Regions from separate parts of the Homo sapiens genome. Here region 1 is linked to region 2. A link is an interaction called in ENCODE POLR2A ChIA-PET data of the cell type or tissue named here. Cell type or tissue: GM12878. All regions are shown on one strand. Each heading gives the region's core, and the rest is flanking DNA. Links, peaks and the distances in the headings are about the cores only.

What was found. ChIA-PET counts read pairs that join two places held together with the same protein. Peaks named below come from ENCODE experiments on the same cell type or tissue, not always from the same donor. Only the 100,000 strongest peaks of a DNase experiment are listed, where the experiment ranks them.
Region 1: POLR2A ChIA-PET joins it to region 2 with 5 read pairs; 2 of 35 experiments call an interaction of 5 or more read pairs at or near these places.

What each region holds. Positions count from the first base shown.
Region 1 is chr5:81,181,725-81,184,642 of GRCh38, reverse strand. The region is part of intron 18 of RASGRF2 (Ras protein specific guanine nucleotide releasing factor 2); the gene reads right to left. Among named protein-coding and RNA genes, the nearest start is that of CKMT2, 50 kb to the left of the region's middle. In GM12878, for the core only: no CTCF peak of the experiment used is centred there; a DNase peak (open chromatin) is centred at 1,471.
Region 2 is chr5:81,317,459-81,320,376 of GRCh38, reverse strand. It overlaps a transcript of ACOT12 not described here. Among named protein-coding and RNA genes, the nearest start is that of ZCCHC9, 17 kb to the right of the region's middle. In GM12878, for the core only: no CTCF peak of the experiment used is centred there; no DNase peak of the experiment used is centred there.

The sequences.
Region 1 (2,918 bases), core at 303-2,802, 140 kb after region 2:
ATGTGACTGTTTCATTCTCGGCCACTTGTCATTCAGACAGTACCCAGAGCCTGATGGCGCCAGTGGTAATCTGCAGACACAGCTGCAGCCCTTTTACCAGCGTCATTCATGGTCTGTGAAATTCCTCGAATAAATGGACAGAGCATCTCTTCAGAATTGGTTGGTCAATACGGTAATTGAGGAAAACAAAAATTGCTATAGATCATACGTGAAAGGCCTTCGACAGAGTCTTGTGCACAGATCTGAAATGTCTATAGCCAGCCCCCATCCATCTGTCTGCGCGCAGAGGACAAAAGCAATCACGGGAACATGTGGTTAATAGCACTACAGGTCTGAAACCTGCAGGGACCTGGGAATTGTGTAAACGATATGTAAGGCCTCCCAGCAGGAGATGCTCAAGAAGCATGTAGACCTCTAATGAAAACACTTCCTTTACTTAGACTGTCTAAACACATGGCCCTGATTTCTGATCCATTAGTGATCATAGTCTCTGTCTGGGCTGACTTTGGAAACTTTAAAGGCTAGAAAATGACCTCCAGGAGAGAATGAACAGTGGAAACATTAAACTATAAACTCAATTTGACAAGTATTTACTGGGCATCTGCCATGTGTTCAGCATTGCAGAACTATGTGAAAGGAGATGCAAAGATGAATGAGACAAGCAAGGAGCTTACAGGCTGGTTGTAGGGTGATGAAATGTGCATCTCTCCTGTCCATAGCCAAAAGGGATTTCATCACACACATCAATATCATGCTTTATGCTTAATTCAGCATCATCTTTAACTTCATCACATCCTTGGGAGAGGTAAAGCAGGGATGGTTGTTCTCATTTTCAGAAGAGGAAACTAACACCCGAAGAGGTGGAGAGACCAGCTTGGGGCCCCACAGGAGCTACAGTTGGCAGAGCTGGAGTAAGAACACTGGTCCCCTGACTCTGGGCTGCTGTTCCCTCTGCTGATTGATAGACAAGGCACATGAGAGAAACCCAGTTTGGGCCTGTGGCTTCACTTTCAACTTAAAAGGCAACAAATAGTGAGAAGGTATAACAAAATCAGGAGCAATAGGCCAGAATGTATTCACATAGGAAGATTTTTAGAACCCCCTAAAAATGGAACATCCTAGCCTCCCCAAATATTAACTAAAGAAAAAACTAGAAGGCTCCAGAAGATGAAATGCTATCCTAGCACCACATGGGGTAGAGTTAGGAGGTGACATCCTGGGGCATTCTTATTTCTCTGGAGAACCAACCCCTAACCCCACACTTCTGCAACTTTTTAATTCTCCTGAATAAAGCTCAAGGTAGTATCTGCCAATGTTAGTTACCTTTGATGAGAAGTGAGAAATAATTAGATGATGTCGAACACTCTGTGGCAGCCTTGATTCTCTAGATCTGTGGGTAAATCTACATCTTGATTGATGTGGATCTACAGCTTTTCTGTTTCTAGAAATCGAAGTGGCCTCCCTGGGTAGTTCACCATGTGAGAAAAAATGTAACTGTTACCATGCTTGGCTGTAGTTTTGAGATGAGTACAACTTCCTACTCATTTTTTAAAAGCTACTGATTCAAAATAATCAGGTTGCCACAATAATGCTATATTCTTCCTTAAATGGACTCAACTAGTACAAAGTGAATCAGATAATTAAAAATCATCGTATCCAAGCCCTTCGCTTTATGATGTGAAAACCAAAAACAATAAGGGTGAGGGTTGGTTGACAGCTGGATTATAGCACACGTTTTCAGACCAGCAGTCCCATCTATAGCTATATGCTGCCTTGGGAGAGTAAAGACCTGCAGATAAACTTGGATAAAGATACCAAGATGGGCTGTTACTCTGAAAGCACCATAACAGTCAGCTTGCTTAGGCTCTGTGAAGCCAGGGCCACCTTCACATCTTCTGAATGAAATGGCCCAGGCTAGGCCCACAGTTGGTGAGAGGAGGCAGTATGCACACAATGAGGCCCGAAGACTGTGTGAGCTGAGAGCAGCTCTGTCTATTCGAACCATTTACCAATCCATCACCAAGAGCCTGCCTTGACTTGCTCAAACCACCCATTGTGGAGGCCAAATGATTACTGGGCAGCCATAAGTGAGTCAGTAAAAGGAAGAAAGGGAATCTGGACACTAAAGCCAGCAAAAAAGAAAAAAAATGCCCTAAAGCAATTCCCATTAAGTGGAAATTTCACAGAAATGTCCTGCACACGGTCGTGTACTCATACAGAGAGGATGAGGAAGGTGACAGGAGATTCACATGACAAGGTTGCACCAGGGCATTGATAACCAGCCATAGAGCCCTGAGGCCCACTCATGCATGCAGGGGAGGTAAGGAAAGACCTTATGGGAAGAACTTCCTTGGGCACATCAGTGAACGAAATAGCCAGGGTCTGTATTTTACCCAATGGTGAGGTCAGAAGAGAAGACTGGATCCCTGAGCTATTTACATCACTCACCTATGCCCCTGCTGGAGGGAGAGTCTGAGGAGCTGGGATCCCTCTAACTGGAATTGGAGATGGACAAGCTTGCTCATGTATAAGCACAGCTGCAGTCACTCAGGTCGCAACGCAGCTGAACCGTCTAAACAATTCAGCTGCCAAATCAGGTGGCAAACCTTACTGTAAAACTCTTTATTGTAAAGGGCTTCCATACACTAATCTCTCCCCATCTATGAATTTTTTCACCAAAAATAAAAAACTCCCAGCATTCTGTCATTTGCTTTGTGGTACTTTTGTAGCTACTGTAAAAATTATATGTGAATTGGGAGGGATTCCTGTTTGAGATAATTAGAAAAAGAGGGCACTGGGGATTGAGAAAAGGGAAGTAAGGTGAATAGGGGAACCAAGGCTGGAGGGCTCTGGGGAGAAGATTTGGAAGGGAGGAGGGGAGCTGAGGCCAGGGGAGAGAACCAGCTCAGCCTTATCTA
Region 2 (2,918 bases), core at 207-2,706:
ACGTTGAGGGTATAGCTCTTTGGTCTCTGCTTTATGCAAAGTTCTTCAACCATACTGCCCATAGTAAGTAGGCCCTTGACTTTATTTCCTTTCCCAGGCAGCTCAAAGTTTTTAGGATTCAGCAGATACCCTCAGCTTCAGCACCGGCTTATCTTCTGAAGCTCCTGCATTCACTTAATATCTGGCCTCTGTAGGTTCTGTGCTTCCTTGTAAACTCAGTTATGCTTTTAAGGAGATTGAAAAATAAATTTATTCCACATTTTGGGGGTGTATTTTTGGTGGTAAGACAAATTGGAGGTTCACCCTCCTGCCAGAAACAAAATTTATGTCCATTTCTCTCTATCTTCACATTCACCGCCCTAGTCTAAGACACTATCATTTCTTACTGCAAGAGCTTCCTAATTTCTCTCTCTGTGTTTACTCTTGTACTCCTACAATTTATTCTCCATATAGCAGCCAGAATGATATTTTTTAAAAAGGTTTGTCACAGCATGTCACTTCCTAGCTTAAAACTTCCCAATGAGGAGAGTAGGCAAATATTTAGAGAAAGAAAGTAGGTTCATGGGTGCTTAGGGTAGGGTGGGTGGGGTGTCTGTGAGCATTGGGGGATAGGAAGGATGAATGACTGCTAATGGGTATGGGTTTCTTTTTTTTTTTTTTTGAGACAGTTTCGCTCTTGTTGCCCAGGCTGGAGTGCAATGGCGCTATCTCAGCTCACTGCAACCTCCACCTCCCGGGTTCAAGCGATTCTCCTGCCTCGGCCACCCAAGTAGCTGGGATTACAGGCATGCACCACAACGCCCAGCTAATTTTGTATTTTTAGTAGATACGGGGTTTCTCCATGTTGGTCAGGCTGGTCTCAAATTCCCGACCTCAGATAATCCGCCCGCCTTGGCCTCCCAAAGTGCTGGGATTAAGGGCGTGAGCCACTGCGCCCAGCTTGGTATGGATTTCTTTTGAAAGTGTTGAAGATGCTCTAAAATTGATTGTGGTTATGGTTGCATAGCTCTGTGAATATACTAAAACCATTGAATTATACACTTTAAATAGTCAATTATATGATACGTGAATTATATCACAATACAGTTGTTATTTGAGAAACCACAACAGCTTTCCAACAGGGAGAAGGATGTCCAGAATAGTCAACTAGGAACCTGTTTCATAATGGTAACAAAAACTTTAGCAAAAATTATCCAAATAAGCTTTTTCAGAACTCTGGAAGTGAATCAAAGGCTTGCAACAATACAAGGAGTGTTTATTCAAGAAAAGCAGCTGAATCTCTGTAAGAGCATGAGTTTTGTAGCATTTCAACTTGTCCTATTCCCATTCTCTTCTCCAGCAGGTCCTAAGTAGTTTTGAAAATCAGCAATCTCACAATTACAGTTGCTGTGAAAAATAGCAGCCTAATAGCCACTGGGGAGGTGGGGGTGGGGAATTGGAGCTCTCCCCCAACAAACATCCCCAGAAAACTATCACTGTTTTTCCTGCTTGGCAGTTCTCTGGAAAAGCCTCTTTCTAAAGCTTGCCTTTGATTTAGCACTTATTTAGTGCAAACAGCCCCATCTCCTGAGTGTGGTGGAAAACAATCAGCAGCAATTGTTTAACATCATAACTGCCTGATGCAGTGATACTAGTTGAGGCAAACAAGAAGCTAGGTAAAAACTTAAAAGGAAAATAAGGAGAATCATGACCCCTATGTTCATGGATCAGGAAACTTAATATTGTTAAGATGGCCATATTCCCCAAATTCATCTACAGACTCAACACAATCCCTATCGAAACTGAAGCTGGCTTTTTTGCAGAAATTGATGAACTAATGCTCATTGTGAGATTCATATGAAAATATAAGGGAAAATAGAGAAGAGAAAATAAACAAGAGAAAATAAACTTGAAAAGTTTGAGGACTTACACTTACTAATTTCAAAACTTAGTACAAAGCTATAGTAATCAAAAGTGTGGTACTGGCATAAGGATATACATAAGGATCATTGGAATAGAACTGAGAGTCCAAAAATATACTGTTATATTTGTGGTCAATGATTTCAAAAAGGAAACCAAAACAATTTAATGAAGAAAGAATACTCTAAAATTTTCAACAAACAGTGCTGGGAAAACTGGATATCCACATGCAAAACATGATGTTGGATTCCCTACCTCCAGTCATATACACAAAAGTAATTAAAATTGAATTATGGGCCAGGCATAGTGGCTCACACCTGTAATCCCAGCACTTTGGGAGGCCGAGGCAGGCAGATCACCTGAGGTCAGGAGGTCGAGACTAGCCTGGCCAACATGGTGAAACCCTGTCTCTACTAAAAATACATAAATTAGCCAGGCATGGTGCAGCATGCCTGTAGTCCCAGCTACTTGGGAGGCTGAGGTGGGAGAATGGCTTGAACCTGGGAGGTGGAGGTTGCAGTGAGCGGAGATTGTGCCACTGCACTCCAGCCTGGGCTACAAACTCTGTCTCCAAAAAAAAAAAAAAAAAATTGTGAACCTAAGTATAAGAACTAAAAATATAAAACTCAGAAGAAAACCAGACCTTGGTGATATGGTTTGGCTCTATGTCCCCACCTCTCTCATGTCAAATTGTGATTCCCAGTGTTGAAGGAGGGGCCTGATGGGAAGTGATTCAATCATCGGGGCAGACTTCCCCTTGCTGTTCTCGTGACAGAGTTCTTATAAAATCTGGTTGTTTGAAAGTGTGTAGCACCTCCCCCTTCACTCTATCTCTCCTGCTCCACCATGTAAAGATTGTGCCTGCTTCCCATTCAACTTCTGCCATGATTGTAAGTTTCCTGAGGCCTCTTAGCCATGCTTCCTGTATAGCCTGTGAAACTGTGAGTCAATTAAACCTCTTTTTTTTTTTTTTTTTGGGATGGAGTCTCGCTTTCTTGCCCAGGCTGGTGTGCAGTGGC